Regions from separate parts of the Homo sapiens genome. Here region 1 is linked to region 2. A link is a loop called in an ENCODE intact Hi-C map of the cell type or tissue named here. Cell type or tissue: dorsolateral prefrontal cortex. All regions are shown on one strand. Links, peaks and the distances in the headings refer to the core of each region. The heading gives the core; the rest is flanking DNA.

Region 1 (8,913 bases), core at 403-8,402, 290 kb after region 2:
TAAATATGCAAACAATTAGTCTAGAGTTTAACAGCTCTAAGAATCCTATTATCTGTGTATTTTTACAATAGGAAAGGTTTTAAATCAAAAATTAAACTCAAAATCTTCAGTGGGCGGGCTAAACAATTTAACATAAAACATCAAGATTTTCTTCAACTGTCCAATGAAAATTAGTTTAGAAACTAGGACAGATAAGTAAGTACATCCTCATGTGTGGAGGGTAAAATCAACGTTTTCAACGATCTTTTTAGAACTGAATCTTCTGTGACCAAAGGACATGCTTCTGCTTCTAGCCCAAGTACTGCCTTGCAGGCTCCATCCCTTGACATGTTTTCATACGGCATTTGAGTTATTTCTTTTAAACCACAAATCTCACCATGGTGAAACCGAAATCCTTACCATGGCCTACAAAACGCTACCATCACCTGACCTTGCTGACATAGCGGGCCTTACCTCATACCTTTTCCCCCCGCATTCACCATTCAGTAGTAACAATGGTTCAGTTCCATGACTTGCTCCTTCCTTCCACTGCAGGCTCTTCCCCAGCTAAACTACTCTTCTTCACTGCCTCTTGGACCAAATTAACTCTATTCATTGTTCGGTTCTTTGCTTTCTCCTCAGAGAAAAATTGTTCCTGATTATCCCCTAGATGTTCCTCCCTGGTTCAATCACACAACGTACCTCATTTCTTCAAAGTACTTCCAACAATACTTTAATATACTTATTTAGGAAACTATGTGTAATTTTGGTCTCCTCTGCTAAAACTTAAGTTCCAAGAAGGCAGAACCAAAGTGTCACTTGATCCCAAAGCCCCAGGACATAGCATATCGGATGGCACAGTAGATGATCTTCAATAGTAGATGTACTTTCAGAATAAATAGCACTCACTAATTATAGAAGGATAATTAGTGGCATGAACTCTGGGTCCAAACTGAGTTCAAGTTCCACGCTGACCCTTACAAGTTTTGGGACTAGATATTTTTCAGCACCTCAGTTTCTTTTTTTAAAATTATTATTATTTTTGAGACGGAGTCTCGCTCTGTCACCCAGGCTGGAGTGCAGTGGCACAATCTCGGATCACTGCAACCTCCGCCTCCCGAGTTCATGTGATTCTCCTGCCTCAGCCTCCCCAGTAGCTGGGATTACAGGCGCACGCCATCACACCTGGCTAATTTTTGTATTTTTAGTAGAGACGGGGTTTCACCATGTTGGCCAGGCTGGTCTCGAACTCCTGACCTTAGGTGATCTGCCCGCCTCGGCCTCCCAAAGTGCTGGGATTACGGGCGTGAGCCACACCATTCCCAACTATGTTCTATTATCTTTAACAATAATGCAAATATAATGATATCAGGTATGAGAATGAATTATGTCTCTAAAGAGCTAGAATATAGCAATGCCTAGAATTTTGTAAACACATTAAATAGTAGCTGGTAGTAGAATCAGCAAATACCAGCTCTCTCAACTATCCTATTCATCAACTTTCGATCTGCCTCACTCACACCTAACCCTTCTTTATCAGATTTCTCCACAGGGGCTTCAGGAGTTCTCTTTTATTAGCTGCTGCTGCTCTAATCAGGGTAAAAATCTAAAGCCTCGAATGAGGTTTGCCAGGGGGTCCAAAATCTGGCCCAGACTCTCCAGGCATTTCCTCAAATCCACCACTACTCCCCACACCCCAGGCGCAATAAATTATGAAATACAAAACCAAGGCAAAGCCAGGCCATGTATTAGCCTTCTTCCTTAAAGCAAGCCGACTAAATTGAGATGTTTCATAGAATCTTCCCGCTTCTCTCCCTTCTCAGCGCGTAAAGAATGTTCTGGCAGAGCACGGTGGCTAAAGCCTGTAATTCTTGTGCTTTGGGAGGCTGAGGGTCACTTAAACCCAGGAGTTGGGCAGCACAGCTAGACTCCGTCTCTTAAAAAAAAAAAAAAAAAAAAAAGTTAGCCGAGCGTGGTGGTGCGCGCCTGTAATTCCAGCTACTCGGGAGGCTGAGGCAGGAGAATTACTTGAAGCTGGCAGGCGGAGGGTGCAGTGGGCAGAGATGGCACCACTGCACTTTAGCCTGGGAAATACAGCCAGACTCCGCCTCAAAAAAAAAAAAAAAATGCTCAATGAATGGGCTGGGGTGGGTGGGGCAGAGAGGAGCTGACGGGACATACTACATCTAAAACGCCACTGTTTCCGAGGGACGCGGATATGCTCTGGTCCCCCACCTACATCCCATTCAGTAAACAAAGGTACCCACCGAAACATACAGCAGCACAAACCCATTTTTATAAGACCCTGTGCCTGACTATTGCAGGAAGATGGAGGACAAACAACAGCTGGAGAATAGATGAGCTGATGTTTGGCTCCTAACCTCTAAAACAATGCCAACCCAGCCCCTTCCAGGAGTAACAGCTTGAAAACAATACATGGCATTTAGATAGTTTTTAGCATTCCTGGCAATTCCGTTACTAATTCATGGGTCTTCCTCACAAGGGAAGAAACCCCATTTTTGAGGCACAGGCCCACCAGGGCAAAATGACCTGGCCAGGCTGGAGCCAGGTGCATGTGAGGGCCACTGTGAGGCCCTCTGCTCTGCTCACCCTCTACGTCACAGTGCTTCTTCTGTAGGTGAACGTGTGGGTTTTCAGCCAGGGCGCTTCTTACTGAAGGGCCCGAGGGTCCCGGAGAACATATCTGAAACGTCTTTTGAAAAGACTGTAGCACTTTGGGAGGCCGAGGCGGAGGGATCACCTGAGGTCAGACGTTAGAGACCAGCCTGGCCAACACGGAGAAATCCCGTCTCTACTAAAAATACAAAAATTAGCTGGACGTGGTGGCAAATGCCTGTAATCCCAGCTGAGGCAATCCCTGTGAGGCTGAGGCAGGAAAATCGCTTGAATCCGGGAGGCAGAGCTTGCAGTGAGCCGGGATCGCGCCACTGCACTCCAGCCTGGGCAACAGAGCAAGACTCCGTCTCAAAGAAAAGGAGAAAAAAAAAAAAGTAAAAGAAAAAAGAACGTTCTCTTTGCACGATCTAAGTACCTAGGACAGCTGCTACCCAGGCCCTTAGGGATTTACAGAGCCCTGTCGGATTTGTCAGAAATTTCTGTAACCCGCACGCCGCGCACGCTCCAGGGTTGGTTGCAAGTGGCCCAGAGTCTTGGATCCCTGGTCCTGTTCCACCGGGAGCAGAACCACCTCGACGCGGGGACAGCGGCCTCGCTCGCTGCCCAGCGCCCGGACACCCGAGCCGGGCCAGCCCCCAGCGCCCCGCAGAAGGGTTTGACGCACTTGCGGCGCCCTCGCGAGTGCCGGGTGACAGTCGCCAACTTTCGCGGAACACGCGCTCCAGATGTGAGGGAAGAGGAGGAAAAACGCCGCCCGCCTGGGCTGGGGTTCACAGGCACGGCCCGCCTCCCGCCGCTCCTCCAGGCCGCGCTCGGGTGCACGGACACCGCCTCCGCGGCGGCCTCGGGCCCGGGGGAGGGAAGCGCGGTCTCCCGGGCTGTTGCCCTCGCGCAGCAGACCCGAGGGGCCGGCCCGCGAAACTTCGCGAAGTGGCGAGAGGGGGCCACCCGGCCGCTCAGCGCCTTTGTCGCTCCAGCCTCGCCACCGCACCGGGCTCGAGACGCCCAGCCCAGCCCCTTGGCCCGATCCCGCCCGGGCCTCGGCCCGCGCCCCTCAGCTCGGCGGCCCTCACGGCCCGCGCCCCCGCCCCCACCCCCGGAGCTCCACAGAGGCGCCCCTCAGAGAGGCCGCGTCGCCTCACAGACCCGCCCAGGAGCTCGAGCGCGCCCCGCAGCCGACACTCACTCGTCACTCAAGTCGCCGGCTAGCCAGGCAGGTTCGGCGGCCTTCGCTACCGCGCCGCTTACTCCTCAGAAGCCGCAGCTGCGAGCTCCGTGGCAGCCGCTGCACTCCTTCCGGCCCTGCCGCGGCGTCACCTCGCGCCTGCGCACAGCGCCCCCTCCCGACTAAGGACAGGAAGAACCATAGAGGCACTCCGGGTACTGCGGAGGAGGGACCGGGGGGCTCACCATAGAGAGGGCCGCCTAGTCGCGCCTGCATCCGGGCTCTCCGCCTGCGGAGACTTGACTCCCCCACGAGGCAGGAGGGTGAAAGGAAAGGAGACCCCCATATCCGACCCCACAAGGAGCCACCATCTCCCCAGAGCTGAAAAGGGTATGGGGCAGGTGGTTGTGGATGTTTACTCGATATCTACTGATTTGCCCTAATTCGTTTGGCAAGTCATTCATTCATTCTGCAAATATATTCTGCGGATTTCCTGTGGGCCACACACTGTTCTAGGAATTGGGGAAATTAAGAGTAAAGTGGGTCCCATGGCTGGGCACAGTGGCTCACGCCTGTAATCCCAGCACTTTGGGAGGCCAAGGCGGGTGGATCACTTGAGGTCAGACGTTGGAGACCAGCCTGGCCAACATGGTGAAACCCGTCTCTACCAAAAATAAAAAAATTAGCCAGGCATGGTGGCGGATGCCTGTAATCCCAGCTACTCAGGAGGCTGAGGCGGGAAAATCACTTGAACCTGGGAGGCGGAGGTTGTAGTGAGCCAACATGGCGCCCCTGCACTCCAGCCTGGGCAACAGAGCAACCCTCCATCTCGAAAAAAAAAAAAAGTAAAATGTGTTCCTGGCCTCAGGAAGTTTAGGTTTTAGTGAGCAAGTGAATAACTGACTAAAATACTGCTCCTGCTGGGCACAGTGGCTCATGTCCATAATCCCCGCGCTTTGGAAGGCCAAGGCAGGAGGATCGCTTGAGGCCAGGAGTTCAAGACCAGCCTTAGCAAAATAGCAAGACCCCAACTCTTAAAATAATTGCTGGCCAGGCGTGGTGGTTCACGCCTGTAATCCCAGCACATTGGGAGGCCGAGGCAGGCAGATCACTTGAGGTCAGGAGTTCGAGACCAGCCTGGCCACCATGGTGAAACCCCGTCTCTACTAAAAATACAAAAATTAGCTGGGCATGGTGGTGCGTGCCTGTAATCCGAGCTACTCGGGAGGCCGAGGCACAAGAATTGCTTGAACCGAGGAGGGGGAGGTTGTAGTGCAGTGATTATGCCACTGCACTTCAGCCTGGGTAACAGAGTGAGACTGTGTCTCAAAAAAAAAAAAATTGCCAAGTACACCTTCAAGTAGAGATATCAAGTCAGTAATTAGATAAATGAGTCTGGGCTGGGCATAGTGGCTTATACCTGGAATCCGAACATTTTGGGAAATGGAGGTGGGAGGATGGCTTGAAGCCAGGAGTTTGAGACGATCCTGGGCAATAGAGTAAGACCCCATCTTTACAAAAATAAAAATTAGCCGGGCATGGTGGTGCGCACCTATAGTCCCAGCTACTCAGGAGACTGAGGTGGGAGGATTTTTTTGTTTTGTTTTGTTTTGTTTGTTTTGTTTTTTTGGACAGAATCTCACTCTGTCAGCCAGGCTGGAGTGCGGTGGCACGATCTTGGCTCACTGCAACCTCCACCTTCTGGGCTCAAGCGATTCTCCTGCCTCAGCCTCCTGAGTAGCTGGGATTACAAGCATGTGCCACCACGCCCGGCTAATTTTCGTATTTTCAGTAGAGACAGGGTTTCACCATGTTGGCCAGGCTGGTCTTGAACTCCTGACCTCAGGTAATCTACCCACCTCGGCCTACCAAAGTGCTGGAATTACAGGAGCGAGCCACTAAACCCGGCCAGAGGATTGTTTGAGCCCAGGAGTCCGAGGCTGCTGTGAGCTATGATTGCACTGCTGCACTCCAGCCTGGATGACAGAACAACAGCCTGTCTCAAAAGAAGCAAACAAAAACAAAACAGGGAAATGAGAGGAACAATAGTCTTGATGCGGCAATGAGTGTTCCTTCTCTAAGACAGTAGAGTGTGGCTTATGGGGGCTTGCATGGGACAGAAAAAGACCACTACTCATAGTGCTTTGGGGAACAGTGTCCTGAGGGAATAGTCATGTTTCAGTGAAGTAGAAATTGAAGGGCTGCTTACAGAACAGGACGAGGATCTAGGGATCTTACAGATGTCAGGCCCTGAGTTAGAGGGTGCAGTGCATGGGAGACATTAGAGGGTGAACAGGAGAGAGAGTTTAAGATAGATACTTACCTGAGATGAGATCCTGGAATCACCTGGAAGGTAAAACAAAGGCATTGGCCTTGATGAGCTTATCCTCCATGCTGGTCCTCTTGGGGGAGGTGGATAATCGCTGTCAGTTACAGCCTTCTTCTTAGGATGGTCCTCATAAGCCCTTTGAGATGTTGGAAGAAAGCAGTATTGGAAGGAGAGCTTGGTGATCTTAGCAGGAGTGCAAGGTTCTTTCCGGACCACTGAACCCCTCTGTGGTTGGTGTCACACCCAAGGCAGGTGCGATCGAGTAACCTCTCTGAGTCTAGCTTTTTTTTTTTTTTTTTTTGAGATGAAGTCTTGCTGTGCCACCCAGTCTGGAGTGCGGTGGCGCGATCTTGGTTCACTGCAAGCTCCGCCTCCTGGGCTCACGCCGTTCTCCTGCCTCAGCCTCCCGAGTAGCTGGGACTACAGGCGCCCGCCACCAAGGGCTAATTTTTTTTTGTATTTTTAGTAGAGATGGGGTTTCGCCGTGTTAGCCAGGATGGTCTCGATCTCCTGACCTCGTGATCCACCCGCCTTGGCCTCCCAAAGTGCTGGAATTACAGGCATGAGCCACCGCACCTGGCCTGAGTCTGGAATTTTTTATTTGTTCAGGCTTTTTGGAGACTCTGACTCAGACGTGATGGCAATGAGAAGAGAGACTTTATTTTTGTCTTTATTTATTTATTTTTGAGACGGTGTCTCCTTCCATCGCCCAGGCTGGAGTGCAGTGGCACGATCTTGCCTCACTGGAACCTCTGCCTCCCAGGTTCAAGCGATTCTCCTGGCTCAGTCTCCCAAGTAGCTGGGACTACAGGCACCCACCATCACACCCGGCTAATTTTTAAAATATTTTTTGTAGAGACGGGGTTTCACCATGTTGGCCATGCTGGTCTCAAACTCCTCACCTCAGGTGATCTGCCTGTCTCAGCCCAAAGTGCTGGGATTACAGGTGTAAGCCACCATGCCAGGCCTTTATTTTGAAGTTTAATTTAAAAAAACATTAATAGATAGCCAGGTGTGGTGACACATGCCTCTAGTCCCAGCTACACAGGAGGCTGAGGCAGGAGAATCACTTTAACCCAGGAGGCAGAGGTTGCAGTGAGCCGAGGTTGCGCCACTGCACCCCAGCCTAGGTAACACAGCAAGACTTCGCCTCAAAAAAAAAAAAAAATTATAGAAACAGAGTCTCGCTTTGTTGCCCAGGGTGGTCTCGAACTCCTGGCTCTAAGTGATCCTTCCATCTTGCCCTCCTAAAGTGGTGGGATGGCAGATGTGAACTGCCATGTCTGGCGGGGAATTTTTTATTTGTAAAATGGGAATTTTAAGATATTATCTATTGCCCGGTGTTCTTGCAAGGATGAAATGGGATCATGTGTGAATTGAGAAGCTCTCATAGGAGTTATTTGTTTACATGCTCTTCTTGTCTTAAGCATTTTCGGAGTCATAAAGACAACTATCATATCTCTGCATTTTTCCCAGTGAGGGCGAGAGGAAGCTACTCCCTCCTTCTAGGTTGTCTGGAATCATTCTGGTTACTTTTGAACTGGAATCATTCTGGTTACTTTTGAACTGGAATCATTCTGGTTACTTTTGAAGCCTCTGGCCTTTTTTTTTTTTTTTTTTTTTTGGAGACGGAGTTTCACTCTTGTCGCTCATGCTGGAGTGCAATGGCATGATCTTGGCTCACTGCAAACTCTGCCTCCCGGATTCAAGTGATTCTCGAGTCTCAGCCCAAGTAGCTGAGATTACAGGTGCCCGCCACCACATCCGCCTAATTTTTGTATTTTCAGTAGAGGCAGGGTTTCACCACGTTGGCCAAGCTAGTCTTGAACTCCTGACCTCAGGTGATCTGCCTGCTTCGGCCTTCCAAAGTGTTGGCATCACAGGCGTGAGCCACTGTGCCCGGCCCTGTTTTTTTTTGGAGGGGGGTGGGGTGGGGTTGGGGGTCTCACTCTGTCACCGAGGCTAGAGTGCAGTGACTCAGTCAATCATAGTTCACTGCAGCCTTGACCTCCCAGGCTCAAGTGACCCTCCCACCCCTGCCTCCTGAGTAGCTGGGACTACAGGTGTGTGCCACCACGCCCGACTAATTTTTTAATTTTTTTGTATAGATGGGGTCTCGCTGTGTTTCTCAGGCTGGTCTCAAACTCCTGGCCTCAAGTGATCCTCCTGCCTCGGCCTCCCAAAGTGCTGAGATTATAGGCTTGAGCCACACCGCACCTGTCCTATTTTTGTCTGTTTGTTTGTTTGTTTGAAAGGAGTTTTGCTCTTGTTTCCCAGGCTGGAGTGCAATGGTGTGATCTTGGCTCACTGCAACCTCTGCCTCCCAGTTTCAAGCAATTCTCCTGCCTCGGCCTCCCGAGTAGCTGGGATTACAGGCATATGCCACCACTCCCGGCTAATTTTCTATTTTTAGTAGAGACAGGGTTTCTCAATGTTGTTCAGGCTGATCTCGAACTCCCGACCTCAGGTGATCCGCCCGCCTTGGCCTCCCAAAGTGCTGGGATTACAGGTGTGAGCCACCACACCTGGCCTGTTTTCTTTGTCTTAATGTTAACCAGCACCAAGAATCAGAAAGGGCAAGATAGCTACCTGCAGACTAAACTATTGTCAACAAGTGATGTTTTGCTGTTTTCCTGGGAAGAAGCATGGAAGTTCTGTCTATGAAAATCCGTATCATCTGTGCTGGCTGTAATTCCATGCAGTTACGGCCAAAGGCGTGCAACCTGCACTCACCCCATGAGCCTGCCAGAGAGCCGAGGCTGTAACTCCCCCACCCCATGAGTCATCACGGCACGGCTTCATT
Region 2 (8,913 bases), core at 345-8,344:
GGGACACGAACACTCAGGGCGTTCATGTCCTGCTGCCCCCTTGGCCGGGCGCACGCCTCTCTCAGGAGCCCTGATCACTCCAGCAGTCAGCCCGTCCTCCTGAGAGGTCTTGAAATGCGTCACTCCCCACATCGCCTACCAAGCTCCAGCTCTCTCCAGGAATCGCCTCCTCCTAATTTGTGTTCAATTCTAGGTGCTCACCTGACTTCCTGCGCAGCAGCAGAGCATCAAACTCCAGGATGCCCTGTCACGAGGGGAAGCGGAGATGCTAGCTAGCTAAGGGAAGAGGGGCCAGACTATGTGGGCCTTCCAGAAAGGGCCTGACAGCAGGTGGCGAGGGAGAGGGAGAAGGAAAGGTTCTCTGTTCAATCTACCGCCTTTACCCACAACTGCCCAAGTAAGCACTGCTTCTAGATCCAAACAACGGGCAGAGATGTGAAAAATCCAGAGTTAAAGATGGTTGCAGGCTGGGTGCGGTGGCTCATGCCTGTAATCCCAGCACTTTGGGAGGCCGAGGCAGGCGGATCACCTGAGGTCGGGAGTTCGAGACCAGCCTGACCAACATGGTGAAACCCTATCTTTACTAAAATACAAAATACATGCTGGTGGCGCAGGCCTGTAATCCCAGCTACTCAGGAAGCCAAGGCAGGAGAATCGCTTGAACCCGGAAGGCGAAGGTCGCAGTGAGCCGAGATTTCGCCACTACACTCCAGCCTGGGCAACACAGTGAGACTCCGTCTCAAAAGTAATAATAATAATAAGAAGAAGACTTTTGTACTTGTGGGAGAGGAGAGCTTGAACTATCTAGAAAATTTACCATGTGGCTAGGGAATGCTCAAGGAGCAGAGGCTGGGCCGTGGGAGACCAAACCCCTTGCTTTCACCCTGTCACTGCCTGGTGCTCGTCAATTCCAAGAAACCACTGGTAGGCACTCGGTGAAGGCTGGGGACCAGGTCACGGGATGCTGGTGATTTCTGCGGCCCCTGAAGCTGTACGCAACCCACATCACTCACCTGCGGAGAAGCGACTGCTGCAGGCTCTTGCAGGTGGCGAGGGACTCCCCGGTGAACAGGTGGCACATGACAACCTGCAGGCAGCGAGCCATGAAGGCCAGCACGGCATCGGGCTGGAGGGTGCCGCTGCGAGAGACCAGGCACAGGCGCTGCAGCGAGGGGCACTGGCTCAGCGCCTGGAAGAACTGGGCGTTGGCGCTGAAGTAGGGCTGCTCCAGCCTGCGGGGAGAGAGGGCAGCTGTGAGGTCCGAGGGAGGGGCTCGCAGGCCAGGCCAGCTGGGCGTCTGGAGGTGCTGCCAGTGGAAGCTTCCTGGCCTGGGGCCCAGCCCAGCTGTTCCCGCCACCTCCCACCAATACCACTATCCCTTGGAGTACTGGGTGCCGACTCAGGCCCCCAGGGTCCCCCTTGGAGATCTGATTTGGAGGCGACCCGGTGGGCCTGATGCAAGCAGCCAGCCAGTGTCTACAGAGCCCGGCTTCAAGTCACCAGCCGAGGCCATCAGCATCTGTGTCCGCAGCCTGCCTGGTGCACCCCAATGACCCCCAGGCACCCTATCTTCCTCAAACGCTGGTGTGCTGGGCAGCGGATGCAAAGAGGACCCCACACATGGCCCCTGCCCTTGGGAAGCTCAGCTGGACAGGGAGGCAGATAAGGACTGAACACCATGAGAGAGGGCGGTAATCCGGGAGGCTGGTGTGGGGGAGGGAGAGGGCGAGAATCTGGGAGGCAGGGGGTAAGGTGGGCAGGAACTTCAGCCAGATGGGGGCCACTTCAGCCACGACAGATGGGAGGACAGCGCTGGATGGCTGCAGGGCCAAAGGAGGAGGCCGAGGGGAGTGGGGCCAAGCTAAGAGGTTGGCAGCCAGGGCAGGGGGGAGGCCCAAGTCCGCACCAAGGCTACAGTGACAGAGACCAAGACGGGAGAACCCAGGGGAAAGGGGAGGACTTGGGAAAGGGAAGTAGGGGACGACATTCTAGATCCTTCCTGGGGAGTCTGTCCATGCAGACAGAAAGCAGAAGGACAGGCCATGTCTCGAAGTACAGTGGCAGATGTGGGGATGTGGCGCTGCTGAGGACAGGCCCGGGGGGCCCTTGGAGAACCAGGCTGTGGGACTGGGCAAGACCTGGACTGTGGCAGGTTGTGGGGTGCAGCGAGCCCCTGAGATAAGAATCAAGAGGGAGCAGAGAGGCTGGAGGGGAACTCACGTGACTTCAGGGGCTGCCAGGAACTCCCGGGGTGGGGGGAGGAGCCGCTGGAGGGACGGGCTGAGGCGAATGGGGAGGGGCTAGTGTGGACTGAGCTGCGACGCCCCCCCACACACACACTATGCAGGAGTCCTCACCTTGGGACCTGAGGGTGTGGCCTTATTTGGAGGCAGGTTTGTTGCGGATGCAAGGGAGTTAAGAGGAGGATGCATCCTGCATGATGGGGACTCTAAATCTAATGACTGGTTCCTTATAAGGCCAGGTGAAGGCACAGAGATACCCAGACACAGACAGAAGGCGGCCAGGTCACAACAGAGGCAGAGACTGGGGCCACGTGTCCACCAGCCAAGCAGTGCCAGGCGTGGCTGGCAGGCGCCCGAGTTCCTCCTCACCATCCTCAGAAGGAATGAACCATCCCTGCCCATAGCCTGATTTGGGGCCTCTGGGCTCCAGAATCGTGAGACAATAAATGCCTGTTGCATGAAGCCACTCAGTTTGTGATCAATTGTCCTGGCAGCCCCAGGATCCTAGCACAGATGCTGAGGGCAGCCACAGCAGAAGGCGCCACAGGCATGGAGATTCTTCCCTGGTAGGTGACACAAAAAGACCAAGTCACGGCGGGCATGGTGGCTCACACTTATAATCCCAGCCCTTCAGGAGGCCAAGGCAGGAGGATCACTTGAGCCCAGGAGTTTGAGAAGAGCCTGGGCGACATAGTGAGAGCCCAGCTCTACAAAAAGTACAAAAATTATCCAGCCATGGTGGCACGCACCTGTACTCCCAGCTACTCGGGAAGCTGAGGTGGGAGGATCGCTTGAGCCCAGGACTTCGAGGCTGCAGTGAGCTAGGATCGTGCCACTGCACTCCAAGCTGGATGACAGAGCAAGACAGTCTCGATCTGTTGCCCAGGCTGGAGTGCAGTGGCGTGATCTCAGCTCATTGCAAGCTCCCGGGTTCACGCCATTCTCCTGCCTCAGCCTCCCGAGTAGCTGGGACTACAGGCGCCTGCCACCGCACCCAGCTAATTTTTTGTATTTTTAGTAGAGATGGGGTTTCACCGTGTTAGCCAGGATGGTCTCAATCTCCTGACCACTTGCTCCACCCGCCTCAGCCTCCCAAAGTGCTGGGATTACAGGCGTGGGCCACTGCACCTGGCCAAAATTTTTTTTTTAAAAGAATAAAGGAAGTGTGGCTCATGAGAGACTGGTTATTTACTTTTGTGTGTGTGTGCGTGCGTGCGTGCGTGCGTGTGTGTGTGTGGAGACAGGGGTCTCACTATGTTGCCCAGGCTGGTCTCCAACTCCTGAGCTCAAGCAATCCTCCTGCCTCAGCCTCCCAAAGTGCTAGGATTATAGGCGTGAGCCACCATGCCTGGTAGTTAATTTTCTTTTAATTGATTTAAGCAGAAATTCTCAGCCAGGTGCGGTGGCTCACGTCTATAATCCCAGCACCTTGGGAGGCTGAGGCAGGCGGATCACCTGAGGTCAGGAGTTCGACACTGGCCAACATGGCAAAACCCTGTCACTACTAAAAATACAAAAATTAGCCAGGCAGGCCGGGCACGGTGGCTCATGCCTGTAATCCCAGCACTTTGGGAGGCCGAAGAGGGCAGATCACCTGAAATCGGGAGTTTGAGACCAGCCTGACCAACATGGAAAAACCCCATCTCTACTAAAAATACAAAATTAGCTGGTCGTGGTGGCACACACCTGTAATCCCAGCTACTCGGGAGGCTGAGGCAGGAAAATCGTTTCTACCTGGGAGGCAGAGGTTGCGGTGAGCCAAGATGGCACCATTGCACTCCAGCCTGGGCAACAAGAGTGAAACTCCATCTCAAAAAAAAAAAAAAAAATTAGCTGGGCGTGGCGGGGCATGCCCATTATCCCAGCTACTGGGGAGGCGAAGGCAGGAGAATTGCTTGGAGGCAGAGGATGCAGTGAGCTGAGATCACACCACTGCACTCCAGCCTAGGTGACAGAGCGAGACTCTGTCTCACACAAAAAAATAAATAAATAAAATTAAATAAATAATAAAATAAAACATCCAAATTGTCTTTATTTTTCTATATTTGTTTTGTTAAGCTATTCAGATTGTTTTTATTTAAAGATAGTAATAAAATGTTTTCATTACGTATATTTTAAATACCACCTCTCCCTAAAAAAATCCTAAAGTAAACAACCCTTTGCAGACCGGAAGGTGGGAAACGGGAAGGGGTAAAAAAGACGGTGCAGGCGCCGCACCTGCTGAGCTGCAAAGTCACCTCTGGATTTCTCTCCAAAGCAAAAGCAGGAGGCTCCAGACAGCAGGAGATGGAAACGGGGCGTTGGGCAAGGACGGTGCCGTCGTGTGGTCACTAGGTGGCGATGCGGCTCCGTGCTACCCGCCCCAGATCGCCCCGAGCCTCTGGGGTTAAAAACCAAGTCTGCAGAGCGTGGAAAAAAAACCTTTTTTCCACGAGATAACCACATCCACATTCTTCCGCCCCGGAGGAAGTCACCTGTCACAGGTGTTCAGGATGTGGCAGGCCCACGGGAGTGACTGGTCAGGCAGCGGGCCTGGCACGTCTAAAGCTTCCTAGGCTCCCACAGCACGCCGCCTGGGGCACGGCACCCAGGACGGTGGCAGAGCTGACCTGACTCGAGTGACCGGCAGCGTCTGCAGGGAGGATGGGGACGAGGAAAAGGCTCCCACTGCGCCGGGCCTCACCTTTGAGTGAGGATCCAGCCTCCCCATTCTGCTCCCTGAGGGGGCACCTGGGTCTCCTGGTGACTCTGTGGGCATGAAAGGTGCTGAGCTCACAGTGCGGGGGCTCCCATCTGGCCACCCACTGCACGGGCCGTGAGAGCAGCACCCAGGCCTCCGAGGTGTCCCTAGGGTGGCTCCGGGGCCTGGCTCTGAAAAGGATGGCCCGCTTCTGCCCAGACGCTGCCCTGGTCACGCTCACAGCAGCCCGGGTGACTCAGGGTGACACGCTCCCCCGCCCTCCACCGCAAGCAGGGCTTAGCTGGTCTAGGGAAAGAAGGTGTCTTTTCTGCCCAATTTGTAATCCCCTTACTACTGAGGTGTGTCCAAGTCCCAGCCAGAGCGACTCCTTCCTGCACCACCCCCTCCCTGCCAGGAGCCCCAGCAAGCACAAAGCTGGGGGTCACGGTGTGGGGGCTGCCAGTGGCAGCAGGTGGCTGGCGTGGGATTCCAAGCTCTGCCACCAAAGAGACTCCGGCCGCCCCAGGATGCGGCCTCGGAGCATCGTGCCAGCCTCCAGGGATCCCAGCGCCGTTTCCTCTGCACAGCTCCTGCCCACGGGCAAGCGAGTGCCACCTGCTCCTTCCACTGCAGCGTCCGGGCTCCCTTGCCGCAGAAGGCAGGAATCCAGAGGAACGGGGCCAGCTGGCAGCGTCTGGGAACCGGCATTTGTTCTGAACAGGCAGTACCCAGCTCAGAGCAGACGTGGTTCTCAGGGGCTGCTGGGCACAGGCTGGAGTTTGTCCACAGAGATGGCATTATGAGCAGGGTCGGTCTCTCAGGCTGGCCCACAAAACCCACAAAACCCACAGAACCCGCAGGCCTCTCCGCGCCTTCTCCATGGCCCTGCTCCTGAGGAAGGCCCTTGGCCACGGGGATTCCGTCCCAGACTCCGGAGGCCATCGGGGACCATGAAATCACGCTGACCTCGGGAGGCCGGAGACAAGCAGCCATGTGACCTAGGCAAGTTCATGCACTCTCTGGGCCTTACTTTCTTCATCCATTAAGTGGGTACAACTGTGTCGACACTCAGAGGTTGTTGAGAATATCAAAGGGGTCAAGACCTGTACACCCATGAAAAGCACCTGGCAGAGGTCACATGAGCCCAAAGGTCCCCTCCACCCGCGGTGGCTGCCGTCACCTCTGCCTCTTGCTTCCGGAACACCCCCTCCCTCCGGCCAGTGCCTCCCTTGCTGACAGCCTCTGCTCGGTCTCCCTTCCACATTCTTCTTCCTCTTCCTGGCCAATCCTTGTCACGTGTGCCCCAGCCCAATCCGTGGGCTCACCTGGATCCATAGGTGGCTAAAGGCCACCTATGAGCTGAGGACGCCAAAGCAACTCTCCCAGGCCAGACCTCAGCCTGGACTCAGGGCTTGGCTTAGGCCCATCAACTAGGAGGCCACACTTAACAGACTCTCCGGACCGGGCACAGTGGCTCACACCTGTGATCCCAGCCCTTTGGGCGGCCCAGGCAAGAGGATCACTTGAGCCCAGGAGTTCAAGACCAGCCCGGGCAACACAGCAAGACCCCGTCTCTACAAAAAATACAAAAAACTAGCCAGGCGGCCGGGCACAGTGGCTTACGCCTGTAATCCCACCACTTTGGGAGGCCGAGGTGGGCGGATCACCTGAGGTCAGGAGTTCGAGACCAGCCTGGCCAACATGGTGAAACCCCGTCTCTACTAAAAATACAAAAAAAAAATTAGCCGAGTATGGTGGTGGGCACCTGTAATCCCAGCTACTCTGGAGGCTGAGACAGGAGAATCGCTTGAATCCAGGAGGCAGAGGTTGCAGTGAGCTGAGATCATGCCATTGTACTCAAGCCTGGGTGACAGAGTGAGACTCTGTCTCAAAAAAAAAAAAAAAAAAAAACTAGCCGGGCATGGTCGCATGTGCCTATAGTCCCAGCTACTCGGGAGGCTGAGGTGGGAGGATCACCTGAGCCAGAGAAGGTCGAGGCTGCAGTGAGCTGTGATCATGCCACTGCACTCCGGTCTGGGAGACAGAATGAGACCATTTTTAAAAAAAAAAAGTGGGAAAGCCCAAATTTTACATGCATTTTGCGTCAAATTTCTAAAGCAGGGAGATTCTGAAAAGTCGCCCGTCTGGTTCTCAAAGCAGTCGCCCGTCCTGGTTCTCCAGGATGCCTGGGTCAGAGCATGAATAACCACCCCGCTCCCCACGCACGGAGCCTCGCAGTGGCTCGAGCTGAGAATCAAAGCGGCCGATCCAGGGCCTGGTGACTCCACCAGACAGGAAATACAGAGGCTTCTAGCAATCTGCTCTGCCATTTGAAAGTCCTGGGTTTGATCCTGCGCTTCTCAACCCAACACTAACAGGTCTGCAGTGGGAGGAGGTCGAGAGGGAGGGTGGCGCCAAGCTGGCTGCATGGCCGGGGGACTCCAGGGTGTGAGCCTCCAGCTCGGCTGCTCCCGAGCAGACCCGGCCACTTCCTGCCATGCCTTCTGCGGGAGAGGGGAGATTTACAAGGGGCGCCCTTATCTCTACTCTGCATGGCTCCAGGGCCAAGGTCAAGCACCGGTGTTTGCGAGAGACTCAGCTCCCCCTGAGCTCCCACAGCCTCATCTGGGAAATGGGAATGATCAAGGCTGCAATCGCAGCAGATTATGGCAGGGAGGATGGGCTCAGTGCATGGCTCTCAGCAAAGGCACAAGGTGAATGCTAACTATTCTGGGGACAATGACACGTGCCCACGTGCCCCTTAGGCTGGAGCATGACTTCATGTACCCGCAACCCACCCCACCAGCTAAGGACTCACAGAGACACCAGCTCACTCATCTAAGCCCTGCCTCCACTTTCTCCCCCACCCAGTCCCTGGTAGTACTGAGGCTCAAGGCCTTCACTACCTTTTGGGTAATTTTTTTTCTTTTTTCTTTTTACTTTTTTTTTTTTTTTTTTGAGACCGAGTCTCACTCTGTCACCCATGCTGGAGTGCAGCGGCCAGTGGCGCGATCTCGGCTCACTGCAAGATCCGCCTCCCGGGTTCATGCCATTCTCCTGCCTCAGCCTCCTAAGCAGCTGGGACTACAGGCGCCCACCACCACGCCCAGCTAATTTTTTGTATTTTTAGTAGAGACGGGTTTCACCGTGTTAGCCAGGATGGTCTCGATCTCCTGACCTTATGATCCACCCGCCTCGGCCTCCCAAAGTGCTGGGATTACAGGCGTGAGCCACGGCGCCCGGCCGAGGCCATTTTGATTTTTACTTTAAAGGCTCGCCACATGGACAAAGGCCAGGGGGCTTCACACGCTCAGTCAACTCCAGGTACAGACCCCACCTATTCAGGGCTCTTCGCGTGTTCTGGCCTCCCTGGCAAAGTGCTGGGATTACAGGCGTGAGCCGCCACGCCCGGCCCATTTGGGGTAATTTTTCTTTTCTTTGCTTTTCTTTTTGAGAGTCTCACTCTGTCACCCAGGCTGGAGTGCAGTGGTGTGATCTGGCTCACTGCAACCTCTGCCTCCCGGGTAAAGAGCAATTCTCCTGCCTCAGCCTCCTGAGTAGCTGGGACTACAGGTGCCTGCTCCCACGCCCCGCTAATTTCTGTATGTTTTTGGTAGAAACAGAGTTTTACCATGTTGGCCAGACTGGTTTCCAACTCCTGACCTTAGATGATCCGCACACCTTGGCCTCCCAAACTGCTGGGATTACAGGAGTGAGCCACCATGCCCAAACCCATTTTGGGTAATTTTTCAAGATCAGATTTATTGGCCAAGATTTTCAAATTCATCTCAAGTTAACGAATTCTTATTCCTTAAATACTAGGAACGGACAAGAACACCGTTCACTCCACAGCACAATTCAGCATAAATTCATGTTGTGCTTGGCTCTGGAAATGCCATGGGCCCTGGACACTGTCTGGTGTGGAGCTCTCCCAGGCCTGTTGTTCCACCTCCTCCCCGCTCTGGGATGGGTCCTGCTCCTAGTCCCAAG

What was found. Peaks named below come from ENCODE experiments on the same cell type or tissue, not always from the same donor. Only the 100,000 strongest peaks of a DNase experiment are listed, where the experiment ranks them.
Region 1: it touches region 2 in a loop (2.4-fold over the local background); 4 of 110 quality-filtered maps call a loop at or near these places.

The regions. Positions count from the first base shown.
Region 1 is chr7:5,777,739-5,786,651 of GRCh38, forward strand. It overlaps RNF216 (ring finger protein 216), which reads right to left and starts at 3,925. Exons shown (of 17, transcript NM_207111.4): 1 at 3,803-3,925. RefSeq lists a silencer at 3,334-3,723. In dorsolateral prefrontal cortex, for the core only: CTCF peaks have their summits at 3,937 (motif pointing left) and 4,139; DNase peaks (open chromatin) are centred at 3,369 and 3,953; H3K4me3 peaks cover 2,338 bases; H3K27ac peaks cover 1,813 bases.
Region 2 is chr7:5,490,218-5,499,130 of GRCh38, forward strand. FBXL18 (F-box and leucine rich repeat protein 18) reads right to left here. Exons shown (of 5, transcript NM_024963.6): 4 at 1,014-1,232. It overlaps MIR589 (microRNA 589), which reads right to left and starts at 5,700; the gene lies at 5,602-5,700. RefSeq lists enhancers at 4,844-4,923, 4,994-5,043. In dorsolateral prefrontal cortex, for the core only: CTCF peaks have their summits at 4,565 (motif pointing right) and 4,774; DNase peaks (open chromatin) are centred at 2,577, 4,584, 5,167, 5,614 and 1 weaker place; H3K4me3 peaks cover 1,729 bases; H3K27ac peaks cover 5,723 bases.